Regions from separate parts of the Homo sapiens genome. Here region 1 is linked to region 2. The links are chromatin loops, found by intact Hi-C in ENCODE. Cell type or tissue: chondrocyte. All regions are shown on one strand.

Region 1 (8,000 bases), 630 kb before region 2:
GTCTTTTCCAAACATCATGTGAGCAGCACCTCGTATCAAATTTCATTGCTCATAAAAAAGAATCAGATAATGTTCAGTGGGAAAAAAGCAGGATACGAGGTACATGGTGTTTGCAACTAAAAAGCCGTCTGCTTATGGGGAGGGACTGGAAGTGCACAATCGCTATCAGAACCTTTGTGTTGGGGCAGGATTTGGGGAAATCGTTTTCCCTCTGTTTTCTACATTTTCTCCTGCTATATAGGTTTTACAATGGAATGTTTTTAAAAAATCGATTGGTAAAACAATTAGCTAATTATTTAGCAGATGCCATTACCCAGAACTGAGAGCATTACAGGAGGTGTCCAATGTCAAGCAAATCAGCTGTAGCCCAAGAAATTCAACCAAATATCAGCAGACTGGGTTTCTTAGCTTTCATCTAGAGAGATGTTGATCCCTACGGATTTCCAAAGTTGCCACCATTAACAAAAAATCATCTCTCATCAGGTCTTTCCACCTATTGAATTCTTTCAGGTAATTAACCGTCTTTAGGGAATTTTCCCTCTGGAGAGACAAAGTGGAAAGATGAGGCAATGAAGTGAAGTATGCATATAATTTTTTTTTTTTTGAGACAGGGTCTCATTCTGTCACCCAGATTGGAGTGCAGTGGCACAATCTCGGCTGACCGCAACCTCTACCTTCCAAGCTAAAGCAATTCTCCTGCCTCAGACTCCGGAGTAGCTGGGATTACAGGCGTATGACACTACGGCCCAGCTAATTTTTGTATTTTCAGTAGAGACGGGGTTTCATATATTGGCCAGGCTGGTCTTGAATTCCTGACCTCAAATGATCCACCTGCCTTGGCCTCCCAAAATGCTGGGATTACAGGGGAACCACACCTGGCCAGTGTGCATGTAATTCTGATCTTTGGTAAGAAAATGGCTCAAGAGACATGAGCTGGCTTATTCACCTGGCTGTCCATTGGGAGGGGATCCTGCAGAAAAGCGGACGGAACTAGTTTTGGCCCACCCCAGCCCATACTGCCAGGTGGAACAGGGACTGTAGCTGAGCAGCTCGTGCAGCTGGTGACAGATACACCAGCTGGGCTTGTTCTCCCGCTCTTTCCTTTCTCTTATTTCCCATCACTTTTACCAGCTTCTCTTCTAGGCATTCCTCAAAAGGTGGTCCTCAGAGTTACACTCTGGGCCCTCTTCCCTCCCTTAGCTTCTCTTCCTGAACGCATTTTGTGGGCCAGTCCCTTATGTAGAGAGCCGTTTATCCAGCTAAGTCTACTGAACCTTCCAAGGTGCCAGGCCCTGTACTAGGCACAGGAGATGCGGGACAAAGAAGGAGAGTCTCTTCCCTTAGGACTGTGCATCTTAGTGGGTAGAAGACACACAGACAAGCCAAGAGGATTTCACCAGATAAATATCCCAAGGCAGAACCAGGGTTGGTTTCTGCTGGACTTGCTCCCTGGACGTCTCACGAGCACATCAACTCAGCCAGTCCAAATGTGAGTGCCACCTCTCCCCCAGACCACTCTTCTCCTCGTCAGAGTCCACATTCTGTCTGCTTGAAGACACTGCCATCTATGTAGTCACCAAAGCCCCAAGCCTGGGAGTCCTCATAGATGCCCCTTGCCCACACCCTGCCATTCAGCCTGAGGACAGTCTCTTTCGTCATTTCCTTCTTCCCACTCCCACACACACTGCCCCAGATCCCCCTCACTTCCAGCTTTCTGCTGCCATCTTCTGTCCTATCCTCTTGCTCCTCCACACGCCACCACACGGAGGGCTTCTCCTAAAATACACACCTGATTGCTTGGTGTTCCTGCTTAAAAGACCATGCCAGGCTCCCCACCAGTGGACCAAGTTCGTCCTCCCTGCATGGCCCCTGACCACTCTGTACCAGCCTCTGCAAGTGGCCTCACTTGCTTCCAAATACTCACTTTCTGTGTCAGCAACCAGGGCACCAGGCACCTGCCACTTCCCACACATATAGCACGCGTTGACATCGCTGGGCCTTGGCCATGCTGTTCTCTGTACCTAGAATGCTTCTCCCCCTACCCACCAGAAGGGAGGACCTAGAAAAAAATCCTGTTCACCTGTCATTCAAGACCCAGGTGCAATCCATCTTCTCTGGATCCTCACACATCCCAACGCTGCCCCTGGTCACTCCATTTTATTAAATCCCTCCAAACCCAAGGAGAATGAGTTGCATCCTCCTCTGGCTTCTATAGTTGATCATTCCTGCCTCTAAGAGAACACATTCAGAAAATGCGCTTTTCTCTCATTCCGGCGATGACACAGAATGTTCAAGATCAGGACAGGGCTCTCCTCCGTCATACAGCCGAGGCCCACCCCGAAGGTGTGTGGCTACACAGAGGGCTTCTGAAATAGCTCATGATTAGTGACCACAATGTCAGCAGCTGGTGTTCCTAAATACCCGCTATTTTTTAGGAGTCAAAATACTCATTTAAAAAAATCTGAATTAAGACTTGAGATGTACTCAGATAATTATAGGCAGCAGTCAATGTTCTGATCAAATGCAGTTGTAGTCATTGGAGAAAGCACTCTGACCATACCTTTCCTGCCTAATAAAATCCTTTCAGCATGCCTGATTTGCTGCTTCAGTGTCTGTTTCCAGGGTTACTGGTGAGATTGAAGATTTTTCAAAAATGTTTATTAGTCATTCGTATTTCTCCCAGAAGTCCTTGATGGGACTTTCTTAAAAAGCAGGCAGAAGTGGGGATGGGGAAGAGAACCTGAGACAGGAGCATAGGGAGAAGTCCCATTCCCACCCTTCCCTGGAGCCTGACCCCCTCCTGCCCATCTGTGCTACAGCCCCGCCTCTGGCCTCCCTTTTTAACTCCAGAGCTACATCCTGGAAGACTGGGTCTCTTCCCTTGGGTAATTTCCTCTCTCAGGACTTCTCCCCTTGATCATCTTCCTGGAGACATTCCAGTGGAAGTGGGAAGGGGAGGGGACGTCAACCCTCCACACTGGCTCGCAGTTGGATGGAGAGTGCATTAGGACCGGGTGCCATCCCCCTAACAGACACTAGTTTCCCATCGACATGCATGGCAGTCAGCCTTCCAGATGCCCGAATAACTCGCATTTCCCCGTATTCATGTCCTTAGGCAGTCCCCTCCCATACTAAATAAGAACTGGCCCTTTGTGTCCAGTAGAATATGGCAGAGGTGACCATGTCTAATTCCTGAGGCTGCATCATAAAAACGAATAGAGCTTTTGCCTAGTATTCTCTCTCTCAGAACATTCATCCTTGCAACACAGCCACTGTGCTCTAAAGAAGCCCAGACTAGCCCACATGAACAGCCCACACGCACTGAGAAAAACCGAGGCTCCCACCTATAGTCAGTCTCATCCACCACTGGAGTAAACAAGCCTTCAAGTGTATCCAGCCCCCAGACTTTGAGCCTCCTTCCTGAGACCCCAGATAATCCATCCCCTGTCTGAATTCCTGACTCGGAGAATGGACATTTTACACCATGAAGTTCTGGGGTAACTTGTTATGCACCCCTAGTAGCTGAAACAAAATAAATAATAAAATGCCAATAAAATAATTTCATTCCATTATAGCTGTCATTAAATATGAGCACATTGAGATTTTTAATGCCTAGCAGAGGAGGCGTCTAGAAAACACTTGTTGTAAAGAATCAGAACTATTTGAGGACTAGGCCCTATGGCTTGGCTTATAGACAGCCACTTGGAATATTGTATGTCTTCTGGTCTTAAAAATGCATAGTATGTGATCATACAGATGCATACCACAAGAGGGCAGGTGTACATACTGGAATAGGGCCTCTCAGACCTAACCCTGGTATCTCACAGTGACTTAAAAAAAATTTCATCCAAAGGGCAGGTGTACTTACTGGAATAGGGCCTTGCGGACCTAACCCTAGTCTCTCACAGTGACTTAAAAAAAAATTCACTGATGATTTTCTTTCATATTGATCATGGTGATGGATAGACTTCGGTTTTGAAGAAGTGAATCTACATTTCAAAACCCAGCCAGCTGGGAAGGCCTTCATCCCTAACAGTTAATTTAACAATGCCATATTTGTATTTATTATAAAATATATTCTTGTCATGAAAACACCTATAATTTAATTACTAAGAAAAATAGAGCTGCTATTTTTAAATGTCAGTGGGATAAACATTTCCTGACTTTATATCACCGAATGAATGCAGATGTGCTATTTACTCAATCTCATTTATTTCATAATTGGATTAAATAATGCTTCATTATTTTATAATGAACAAAGTAATATGTGATTTTGAAAAAAGAAGCAATTACACTGATTTTTCTTTCACCTCAGAACCTCCCCCCATGCATTCTGACATTAAAATGAAGTAATTCGTTGGGTAAATTTGAAGTCGCCTCAATTTCTTCAAGAAAGATGAGGAAACAGGTTTCTCAGAACATGGGTTTTTTCTGATTACAAATTGTTTTTTCAAAATATCTCATATGAACTTCAGATCGTCTCTATCACAGGGTGCTCCTTGCACACCACACAGTCAGTCCTTTTTTTGTGAGTGACCAGTGCTGGTCTCTGCAGCCCAGCTTAATTGCAGTTATGATGTAGATCAGGCTGAAATATCAGACTCTGACTGATGGCTTACTTGCAATTTGCCCTGCACAAATTCCGAACTACAGAGAGGCCATGGAGCTCCCAGGCTGGGTGTAAGTCATATGACTGGGCAATGAAATAGCTTTTCTTAACCTCAGCTTTCTCGCCTGTCAAATGGAGCTCACACTTCTATTTTCCTCAAGAGGATGTTGTGAGGAATAGATAAGGTAGTGGATATAAAGCATGAAACTCCATGCCCGGCACATGCGTCATCAGTCCTCAGTAACTCTTCTGTCCCCCCTACCACAGCCACAAGTCTCCCTGTGATCATGCATCACCTGGGATGTCTGTGACAATGTCTGGGATGCAGCAGGCACTCCCTAGACAGTTAACTACTCTTACTTTTTATCCCCCAGCTTTTCGCTCTATAAAAATCTTTAGAATAATGATTCTGAAAACAGAGATGGTAGATGAACACTGCATCTTCTTTACCAGCTGCATACTCATGCACGATCTCAAGAAGCACTTCTAAAAGATTCCTCCAAAACGATGCTCCATTCCACACTTCCTTCCTGTGTCCGGAAATCTAATTATCATCATCGGGAGAGAAAAATCAAGACAAAGGAAGCCTTTCCTGGTCAGTGTTATTAGAGACTGATATGCTCATCTATTCCAAAAGAAAGCAACTTCTAAAAAGCAGCTTCTTTTCTTTTCCATTCTCCTCTCTGAAGGTTCACTGCAATATGATTCCAGGAAGACTTTGCACAGCAGCCACAAACCCACACCAGAGGCCACAATAACAAATAAGATATAGTGGGACATTAACTATGCTTCCATATTCAGGGTGCTGAGGTGGAAATCATTTTCGACAGAACATGCGCTGCTTTGCAGCCTGTTAGCATTAAGTGGGCACAGCTAATGCAGTGACTCCAGATGGAATCCTTTAAAGCTTTGCTCCCTTCCACGACAAGCACACAAAGCCAGATGTTTTCATAGGACAGAATTCTACAACACCACACTTGCATTTTTTTCCTTCAGGTGCCAAATGCTTCTTATCATTACATGGTCTCAAATACATTTTATTAATAGTTTTTTTAAGGCACCAATAAATTGCATAATTTTTAACCAGTGAGTGTAGGCATACTAAATTTGGACAGGCAGTAAATTGTGACTCTGGTCTTACAGTCACTTCAGTTAGCCTGGACAAGTCTCTTAATCTCTCATTTGGATAATCTTTGAAGAGTCTCCTGTGGCTTTGATATTCTAGGTGTTACCGCCTGGCACCTTCTCAAATCCACCAGTGAGACTGACACCCTCCTCTGGGCTCTGCAGTGCCCTGTGCTGGCGTCTGCAGCTCCCAGAGCTCTGTTTTATCCCTTGGTGTCCCAAGGACTCACGCAGACCTGGATGTTTCTCAAGGATAAAACAGGAATGGTGTCCCCTGGAGTTGTACAATGCGATGGCATTATTTATTTGTATATTTGTTGAACAAAATATTAATTGAACAAAAGACAATACATTATGCCATAGTTCTGATTCAAAATATTTGTTTCACTCTTTTTATTAAAATTAAGATAAAAAAGATCAGGATTGTTTTAGAATAATGTAAAATGCAATGCTTAAATAGAAAATGACGTTTTAAATTAAAGACATGCTTTCAAGAACTTAAGTTAATAGATTTTTTTTTCTGAATGACTTTAAGCATGACTTAAATATTCTAACAGGCCAATGGTTTATTGATCAGAAAAACTTAGGCATTAAATTACTGGCTGAATACTGCCCTAGGAATCCCATTTGTCTTTAGATTATAGGGTGATTAATTTGATAAATAGCCAAGATATATTTTCATCTCTGTAACATCTAAAAGCATAATCTAATGCTCATTGTTCTTCTATCCAGATATGTTCTGAAGTAGTGTGTCTGACAGCACAATTAAGCATTTAAATATTTCACAAGTGTCAATATGCCCCAAAATCAGATTAGTGAAAACATCTCACTTACATGTATTTAAAAAATCTTTTTCTCTCAAGGTTCTTCTCCTACGGGAGATACAACACTTAGCAAATCCTGTTGACTCTGGAAAGTGGCAAAGAAGGATTTAAATTAATCCAGTGCTTGAGGTGGGACCTGGGGCAGCTTTCCAAGATCCTGTTATTCTTTCATTTGCAATCCCACCAGCCCCCTCCGGAAACTCCCTCCTTCCCTTTTCAGTCTCCTCTCTTCCATTTCCCAGGCCCCAGTGGGAAGGAGCCTCCAGGAGGTCGTGCTGGAGGGAAGTGCAAGGCCATTAGACGTCTCTGACTTCCTGCCATCCCGGGTTAGACCAATAGAAACCTCTGAGTAGCTTGGTTTGTGTGCAGGTTTCTTGCACTGCTGGGATGACTGTAGTGTTCGGTGTTGGATTTAGTGCTCTCCTGGATCCCATTGCTTCCAGCTGCTGGTTCCGAGTTCCCACCTCCCCAGAAAGCCCTCCCTGATTGCCCTCCTTCTCCCCACTTCATGGCCTCTGTGTCTGCTCCATCATGGCTTTAATGCCTGGGAGAATTCTCTGGTTTGACATCAGCCTTGTGCAGTTGACTGTGAGCTCTCCAGGGGAAGGAAAGGTCTTTTTCTTCATTATATCTTCACTTCTGTGTGGAGCAAGCATTCACGATGTCTGTTGGATGAGGAGTAAATGAATGAATGCACAGACAAAGAAAGGAAATGAGATAACATGCATGAAAGTGCTCTGTAAACAGCACAGCACCACAGCAGGCACATGAGCGTTAATGACTATTCTGTCAACATTGGCCAGTCCTGATGCCAGGCCCAGGATATAGGGGGCACTCAGCACCCTCTGTGGAAAGTGAAGGCAGGAAGGCTGAATGGGGAGCCGACTGTTGCAGGTTGGGTCCCCAGCAAGCCGAGTCTGAGGTGGAGTTCAGTGTGCAGGTTGTTTACCAGGGAGGGCTCGTGGGACCGAACTTGTAGAAGGGAGGAGGAGGGAGCAGGACTGGGCAGCGGCAGAAAAGTGGCTTCTTGGCTGACCCCAGGGGTGCTCTGAGCTAGAATGGCCCTTCAGAGTTGTCCTGAGTTGGGCTAAGATGGCCTGACCTTTATCACCTGCACTGGTCTGTAACCTTGGGTGAGGTCGTTCTCTGCAGCCGTGGTCCCTGAAGGTGTCTACGAGAGCAGGTGATGGGTAATGCCTCCTTCATGGCAGGGGGCGGTCTGGGCGGCACACCTCGGTGTCCACTATACCAACTCCGACAGAACCCATGACCAGAGGGAGCGTGCTCAGAGTTGAGGAAATCCTTCACCTGTAGCAGCGGTGGCATCGCTTGGAGAAACATAGCCCGGTAGATACACAGAAAGTATTTGCCACGAAAGTGGCTCTGCACTGGGTCAGGTGCCAAGACTGAAGAGTCCAGGGCTGCGCCTCTGGGGTGTTGGC
Region 2 (8,000 bases):
GAACTCAGGTAGTTGTTCTCTTGTGTCCAGGGTGTGGGTCTTGAAGATGTGAGGTTTGGGCAGATGGTCAGGAGGACCTACGAAATCCAAGGATGGATTTGAAGGGGGCAGTTTTTGTTGGAGAAAATGCTGCTTCTCTGTCTCTGAGGTCTTCGGAGCCTGCTGGGTTTGCTGCACAGAATAAAGAGAGAAAAGAGGCCCTGAGGCTCTCGCTGCATCCTGGGCGGGCCCCGCAGGGTGTCTGCCCTGTATGTGCACGGGGCGCAAGCATGCGCGTCTGTAGTGTGGCAGGTAAGGCCTTCCACCACCCTGCTGAACGTCTAGATGCAGCCGCGCTGGTCCAGATGAAGTTGCTAGAGAATTTGTACTTGGACTTGTGGGAAGGACCACTGGGGCCCTTCCTGGGGTCACCCCTGCCCCTCTGTCCTCACAGCTGTCCCTTCACCTTGTTGGCAGCACCAGGAAATCTGTCAGGATTAATATGATGGCTCTGGCCTGTCTAGAGAGCTGCTTGCTGTGTGGTCCTTTGAGAAGTTTGCTCTCCTGAGCCCCTAGAGGCCTCCTGCCCTCAGGCATACCTTCCCTGCCCCAGACCCGCCATTTCTCCTCACCCAGCGCAGGTGAGAGGGGCTGGAGGAGCCTGCCCAGGCCGCCTGTTTGTGCAGGGCCTGTCCAGGAAGTTCCTTTGGACGCACACGCCTTATCCCCTGTCATAGTGTGTGAGGGGCAGCTGGTGCCGGTGCAGGCAGGGAGGCACGCGGTGCAGGGACCCGTCCTGTGCTGGACTAGCCTGTGCTGGCCTCGGGGCCCCATGGTCCTGAGGCTCTCGGGACTATGGTCTGCTGGCAGGGAAGCAGCCGTGTGCGTCTCCAGCCAGAGCCGCAAGTGGATGGGAAGTGGCTCCTCTTCGTGTCAGTGGCTCCCTGGAAGGTGATGCAGGTGGAGGCGGTGCCCTCGCTGCTCCGCCACCCTCGCTTGCCCAAGCCCTGCCCTGAGTGATGAGTGGGGAGCTGCCCCTCCACGCACCCTGTGGCCCCAGCCACCCACCCACTGTGCTCACCCCTTCCCTCCTGGCAGGTATCCGCCCCCAGATCATGAACGGCCCCCTGCACCCCCGCCCCCTGGTGGCGCTGCTGGACGGCCGCGACTGCACTGTGGAGATGCCCATCCTGAAGGACCTGGCCACTGTGGCCTTCTGTGACGCGCAGTCGACGCAGGAAATCCACGAGAAGGTGGGCCCACCCTGCCCGGCCGGGGCCTGCACTGACCTTGGGCAGTTTCCTCCCCAGCATCCCCCCATTAGATCGCCCCAAGTCACCGGCAGGCCCCAGAACCCCTGTTCCCTGCTTTCCTGCTGAACTCCTCTGCCTCAGGTTCAAGGGTGATAGGGCCAGGGGGCCAGGCCAAGTGGTGCCGGTGGGCTGCACGGGGTGGGGCTCCGACCCTGTGCTCTGTTCCCACGCAGGTTCTAAACGAAGCCGTGGGCGCCATGATGTACCACACCATCACCCTCACCAGGGAGGACCTGGAGAAGTTCAAGGCCCTGAGAGTGATCGTGCGGATAGGCAGTGGCTATGACAACGTGGACATCAAGGCTGCCGGCGAGCTCGGTGAGTGCGAGGCAGCGCTGGCTGCCTGGAGTTGTCCGGAGCTCTGTGGGCCCTGCTCGGGTGGGCTTGGAGAAGCAGCTGGAACTGGGACCACGGAGCAGCCGCTTCTGGCTGTAGCAAGGTGGCTGCCTCCAGGCCGGGCTGTGGAGCACCTTGCGGCCCTGCCTTCACATGACACAGGTAGGATAGTCCCTGCTGGCCCTTGTGTGGGGTCTGCGGGGCTGTGAGGCATCTCTGCCCTCAGAGCAACACCCAGCTGGCACAGGCTCAATTTGGAGACACCCAGTGCCGCCTCCAGAGGGGAGAATGCGACTGGCCACATGTCCTCTAAACCACCCCTGCTGGGTGCGTCCCCTAAATGACCCCTGCCGTGTGTGTCCCCTAAACTGCCCCTGCCGTGTGCACAGCTCTAGGCCCCTGTCCACATGGGAACCTGGGCCTCCCGTTCTGGGAGGGCAGCCTTAGCAGCATGTGGTCCAGGTCAGCACCAAAGCAGGTGGGCCCCTGCCCAACACAGTTGATGACAGAGGCTTCCGAAGAAAAGCAGAGGCAGCAGGCGGGAACCCAGAGTTGGGGGCTTCAAAGCTGCTTATCGGCCCCATGCACTTGCGGCTGGGGGTGCATGTTGAGGGGGGCCTCTGCCCAGCACCCCGTGTGAGCTCGTGAGTGCTGAGTGCAGAGGCACAAGAAGCAGACCGCTGGCATCGAGCGTCCTCGGGAGAGGGCCAGGTGGGCACTGTGCTTGCTCTGTGTTTGGAACACGCCACCCCTGCATTTTGGGGGTGGGGGCTGTACTCTGCCTTACGAGTGCTGAGGTGCCCCAAATTCATGAGGCACCATGAATTCCAAGGCAGCAGCCTGGCCTTGGAACAGCTCTTCCTGTGCTCCAGGAATAGCCCAGGCGCTATTTCCCCACCTCTCTCCCATCGGCTAAGGCCCCAGTGGGCCCCGGTGCTTCCGGGACGGGCTGGGTGTCAGATGGGCTCTGTGTGTGAGCGGAGTGTTACATACATCTGAGAATCCTGCTCTCGGGCACCACCGGCCACGTTTTCAGGGAGGCCACCCCCATGGGCTCCAGCTGTCTCTCCACAGCCTTAGCCTGGGGCATGGAGTGTATGGGTCAGAATCTTAGTTGAATCCTTCACGGCCAGTCGGGGCAGCACCCAGGTACCGGAAGCACTGGGTGGGTCTTGGTGTCAGGAGCAGGGCTGGGGAGCCGGGCGAGCAGGGAGCTGCCCGTACACTCACAGGGGTCAGGACGCAGTGGGGTGGGGCTGCCCCACGGGCAAATCCCAAAGCAAAAGGCCAGGGAAGGAGAGAGAGTCACTCAGATTCCACACCCCTTAGGGTCCTGGAAGCAGCAGCTTCACACATCCACCCCTCACCCTCCCCACACCCCTCACTTGCTACCAGCCACGGCGTCCTTCCGAGCCCCTCTGTTGGAACAAAGACACTCCAGAAGATGTGAGTCTTCAAAGGCGTGTTTAATATAAACTAAAATTTTCCATCTTTCCCTGGCACAAACAAGGATATTTTTGTTTGAAAACAAATGTCCTTTGTGCTCTGGGTAGAGCTGAAATCCCAAGTTTCAACAGCAGAGGAGAATACAGCTTCATGTGCCAGGGGCTCTCAAATCCTTGTCCCCCGCACCTCTTGCTTCTCCAGCACGTCGGCCCCTCACCACACAGCTCCCAGGCCCATACGGGTGCTGACCCTGCCCTTCCTCGGCTGGACCAGACGCTGCTTTCCAGGGAGAGAGGGGAGGTCCTTGCCTGTGGAACTTCCTATTTCTCCATTTCTAGAAGTGCCCCGCACAGGCAGTGGGGCCAGAAAGGCACCAAGGCCTCAATGACAGGGGGCCTGGGAGGGCCGAGATGGGAGGTTGTGTTCCCTGAGTTCTGAGACCCACAGAAGACGACCAGGACCAGGGACTGCGGTTTTGGAAAATGTAGAAGGGCTGTGAGTGGTGGATTTTCATTGATCCTGGTCCCATCTGATAAGGGCGCTTGGAAGACATCTGCGGGGCCCTTTTAAAGGGCACTTTTCGAATGTAGACTCTGGAGGCGGAAAATGAGCCTCTGTCCAGACGTCCTTTGTCTCCGAATGCATATTCCCCACATCATGCGGTCAACGGGCCTTTTGTGCTGAGGGCTGGGAGCGGCAGGTGGCTGCAGGCAGGCCCTCTCCTGATGAAAGAGGGTCCCTCGCAGGCCCAGAAAACAAGGCCCTCCATGTTGCACGAGGCAGCACACTAGGCCTCTGGTGACACCTTCTGGGATCGCAAGGCTCTGAGCTGTCAGCCCTGGAATGACAGGCGAGAGTCAGCGCTTCACGGCAAGAGCAGGGCAAGGCTTGAGGAAGCTGCTCACCTGCACTTCTCCCCACGAGCCGGGAAGACCTCGAGAGGGCCCTACACCCCTCCCCACCCCCGCCGCCTCTAGCAAGCTGGTTTATGTGGTTTCCTTGCCAGCGGCAGTCATGAAGGGATTAAAGCACGATGGCACTGACCGTGAGAGAAAAGCAGCTTGCCTCTTTGGGGCCGTTTTCCAGGCTCCGTGGATGCTGGGAGGCCCAGCCTGCGAGTATCAGAGCCACCCATCGTGTGGCACTTGAAGGATCAGCTTGACTCATCCAGAAGGGAGGCTGCATCCACAGAGCGATAGAGGACAGCTAAGAAGATGCTCCCTCCGAGAGAGCGGTGAGGGTTATGGAGGTTCCTGGCAGTGGCGCCGCCGCGGTCTGGGTGGGAAGGTTCTGCCATCCCAGGCAGTGGCTGCAGCTCTTCCTCCTGCACCATCTCCCCGTCCTGGGACTCTGCACTCCGGTGAGCAGTGGAACCACGGAGCTGAATGTCCAAGTTCGGTGAGAAGACTGACCAGATGTCCTGCCTCAACCTGCCTTTTTGTGCCACCCACCCACCCGGGTGCCTTTACACACGTGGCCTTGTGGGGTCTCCCAGCCAGCATCAGCTCATCTCCTAGGAGGAGGTGCTGCTGTTGACGCCAGGCAGCACTGCCGAGCCAGCCCCGGCAGCAGCACGGAGCCAGCGTCCTTGAGGGTGATTCTGCTGCGGGGCCTCCCTGCTGGGCTTTAGCCTGCCCGAGGAATGAAAATTGTCCCAGCCGCCAAAGATTTTCTTGAACCTCTGGCATCAGCCTCAGTCTGTCTGACTTAATAATAACATGGCATGTGATCAAGCCCCAGCTTCTCTGCTGAGCTATTTCAAATGAATGAGGCCAGTTTCCTGCAAGATTCCTGGCATCCAGCTCGTGGGAAAGTTGGTCGGCCTCAGTCACCGTCAACCACACTGGTCCCTTGGCAGGGGTCGGTGGCCCAGAGGAGCCCTCAGTGGCCACGTTGGGTGGGTGGGTGACCTGCTCACAGTGGCTTCACCTTCTCTGAGCTGTGTGTCTTGCTAAGCGGGTCACTCTCAAGGCCCTAGACCTAGGGGTGGCCCTTGTGGGGAGACAGCCACGCAGCCATCTAGAAAGTGGGTTTGTGGCACCCACTGGTCTTGTTTCCTGTCCAGTAGAGCCGAAGAAGCTGCCTTGGTGATTGCCGTCCCCACCCCAATCTGTCCCCACCCCAATCTTCAGGACTTAAGATAGAGGAATCCTGGGCTGCCTTAAAGGTGGCCCTGTCCCAGTGCCTTGGGCACCCCTTGCTGGGAGAGACACTCTCCTAAGGGTCCCAAAGCTGGGATTAGGAGGGAACCATTTCACTTGGGCTGACGTGATGCCCAGATAGCCACACCCCTCCTCAGAGAGCTCAACTGGGAGCCACAGGCTGGCTGCTGAGCCCACCCTCTGGGGCCCCGCCCCTGGCTCGGCCCCTCTGGTCTCTGCTGCAAGCAGGCCTCTGGATCTCCACCTGTCGGGTGTAGGGAGGGGCCGTTCCCAGCCTGGCCCTCTGCCTACTTGCACCCCTGTTGTATCTGGCAGTCATTCATTCTTCCCCAGACACCCTCTGGCTGAGGAGGGTAAATGGCAGGGCCCTTTCTGCCTATGACTTGGGTTAACTCTCCATGCCACAGCTGCTTTGTGCTGGGAGATACTTGACCCTGGTCTCTGCAGCTCGTGTGGGGCCAGAGGGCTCACCCCAAGCCACCCTCGGCCCTGACCTGAAGGCTGCTCCACGGGGCAGGGAGGGCATCCTGTCTGCTCTGAGTTCTTCCCAGCAGAGCAGGGTGCTGAGCACATGACCACAGGGCGATTGTGCACACGCTTCGGCCATCGGTTCCGTTCCCGGGGCCAGCCCTTGCATCCGTGTGGGGGTGGAGGTGTTTTTTTAAAACCAGTATGTTTAAAACGTATGTTTTTTGCATCAAACTGTTAGCATAGCTTAAAACCAAAAGCCATTCTTTGTCACCCTGCCAGCTCCATGAGGGAGACCCTGAGGGGTTTGAGGCTGAGTGGGGTCCACTTGGAGGAGTCTGGTCTGAGGCCCACTGGCTTCCTGCCACTCCGGGTCCTTTCTTGGGACTCAGTGCAAGCCCAGGAGGAAGCCAGTCAGGCCCAAAATCAGCCATAGGAGTTGGGTTGGTCATGAGCCACGTCCTGGAGCAAAAGTCCTCCTTGGGAGGGAGGGGTAGATGTTGGGGCTAGAGCTTCCCATGCATCAGAGCCAGAGGGCCTACCGCCCACGTGCCCAGCCCCGCGTCTGCTAGACGATAAGGTGGGCCTCCCCCGGTGCCAACAACCGAGTCTCAGGAGGGCGGGCTGGGAGCCCTGGGGCTTCCCCACTGATCTTGAGGTTTTCTCATCTCCGGCCTTGGCCTCATCCCTTTCAGGAATTGCCGTGTGCAACATCCCGTCTGCAGCCGTGGAAGAGACAGCGGACTCTACCATCTGCCACATCCTCAACCTGTACCGGAGGAACACGTGGCTGTACCAGGCACTGCGGGAAGGCACGCGGGTTCAGAGCGTGGAGCAGATCCGCGAGGTGGCCTCGGGAGCGGCCCGCATCCGTGGGGAGACGCTGGGCCTCATTGGCTTTGGTACGTGCCACCCTCTGCGCTGACCCCCAACCCCTCCGACACTGGGGCTGGTGTAGTGGGGACCCCTCGGGAAAGGCAACCCCAGCCTGCTCTTGAGGAGCCAGGGCAGGCAGGGCCAGCACCCTCCCCGTGTTGCACGGGGTAGGAGATCGGAGTCAAGACCCATCAGGCAACTCACCCTAGAGGCAGGATCTGGGCTGGTTCTGGAAGAATGCGTGTCCACTGCTGTCTGTAGTGTCTGGCAGGACAGCATTCTTTGCTGTGGGGCAGCGGGCAAGGCGCTGTGCCCAGTAAATTTCCCTGGGCAGGGGTGAAGGGCAGGGGCTGTATGGAGGTGTGTCGTAAAGCAGCAGCCAGGCTTGGGGCTCGTGTAGGGGCTGGCGTAGGGTTCAGTGGAGACGCGGGTTATGGACATGGCCTCACTCCTGAAGGCCTTCAAATGCCAGGTTGGGGTGGCACAGTCAGGCCATCAGCTTGGAAAGCTCTCCTGAGAGAGGGGCAGGAAAAGGAGACGTGAGGAGAGGCCCAGGAGGGTCTTCAGCAGGGTGGTAGGGGCCGGTGCCACGGAGAAGGTGATGGTAAGCAGCCTGATTCCATGGGGGCTCGAGGAGGTCCCCACCCTGCTCACCATCAGGGTCCACACCACACCCAGGAGACCTCGGCCCATTGCCACTGAATCTCAACCCCACCGCTTACCAGCTCTGTGGCCTTGTGGGAATTACCTGAGCTTTTTGCCTCAATTTCCCAATCTGTAAGTAGATATTTGGTGGGATACGTGGTATCTGCCTTTTGGGACTCCAAGAAGGCGCATGTGCACACGGGGCCAGTAATGTTCTGGCCTCCGGGAGACTCCCAGCTGCTGCTCAGCCCTTGCTTGGAGCTCCGCGCCTCCGAGGACGAAGCCCCCGTGCTCCTCTCCCCACAAGCCCCGCTCTGGACCTGGGGTGCCACTTGAACAAGAGAGAAGTTGCTGGACGCTTCCAGGAGTGCACACCTTTCTGTCCCCGCTACAGGCTGTGATCTCCTGGGTCTGGCCTCGCCCGACGCCTGGAGTCTGAGTTGAAGTGTCGGGTGCTGGGGATCTTCTGAAAGGACCCACCGTGTTTTGACTTTGTTGGAAAACAGATGTGGTGTGTGAACACCAGGCTCCCTCTGTCCGGGCCCCACTGGGCCTCATGGCTCGGAGATGCAGCTTCATCTCCATCTCTGAAGCCCCTCCTGGGGCCTCGGTGGTCTCTGGCCAGGCTGCAGAGCCTGGGGGTGGTCATGAGCACCCTGGGTACACGGTGGGGCCTCACTGGGGAGGTGCTTGTTTCAGGGGCTTCTGACTCCAGCCGTCACGGGACTTCTTCCTGGGGTCGTTCCTGTAGCTGTGCCCTTGTCATTCAACTTTA

What was found. A loop is a pair of places that touch in the nucleus more often than their neighbours do. Peaks named below come from ENCODE experiments on the same cell type or tissue, not always from the same donor. Only the 100,000 strongest peaks of a DNase experiment are listed, where the experiment ranks them.
Region 1: a loop joins it to region 2, with 3 times the contacts of the local background. A loop is called at or near these places in 5 of 110 quality-filtered maps.

The regions. Positions count from the first base shown.
Region 1 is chr10:125,625,728-125,633,727 of GRCh38, reverse strand. It overlaps a transcript of TEX36 not described here. Among named protein-coding and RNA genes, the nearest start is that of TEX36, 53 kb to the left of the region's middle. RefSeq lists a silencer at 3,654-3,948. In chondrocyte, a CTCF peak has its summit at 3,773 (motif pointing right); no DNase peak of the experiment used is centred here.
Region 2 is chr10:124,996,570-125,004,569 of GRCh38, reverse strand. CTBP2 (C-terminal binding protein 2) reads left to right here. Exons shown (of 11, transcript NM_001329.4): 4 at 1,078-1,232; 5 at 1,466-1,610; 6 at 6,400-6,606. LOC124902520 (a long non-coding RNA gene) reads right to left here and starts at 4,718. Exons shown (of 2, transcript XR_007062329.1): 1 at 4,119-4,718; 2 at 3,076-3,912. RefSeq lists enhancers at 852-1,392, 1,393-1,934, 3,729-4,229, 6,293-6,462. In chondrocyte, CTCF peaks have their summits at 1,120 (motif pointing left), 3,679 and 3,879 (motif pointing left); DNase peaks (open chromatin) are centred at 1,809, 4,939, 6,219, 6,609 and 12 weaker places.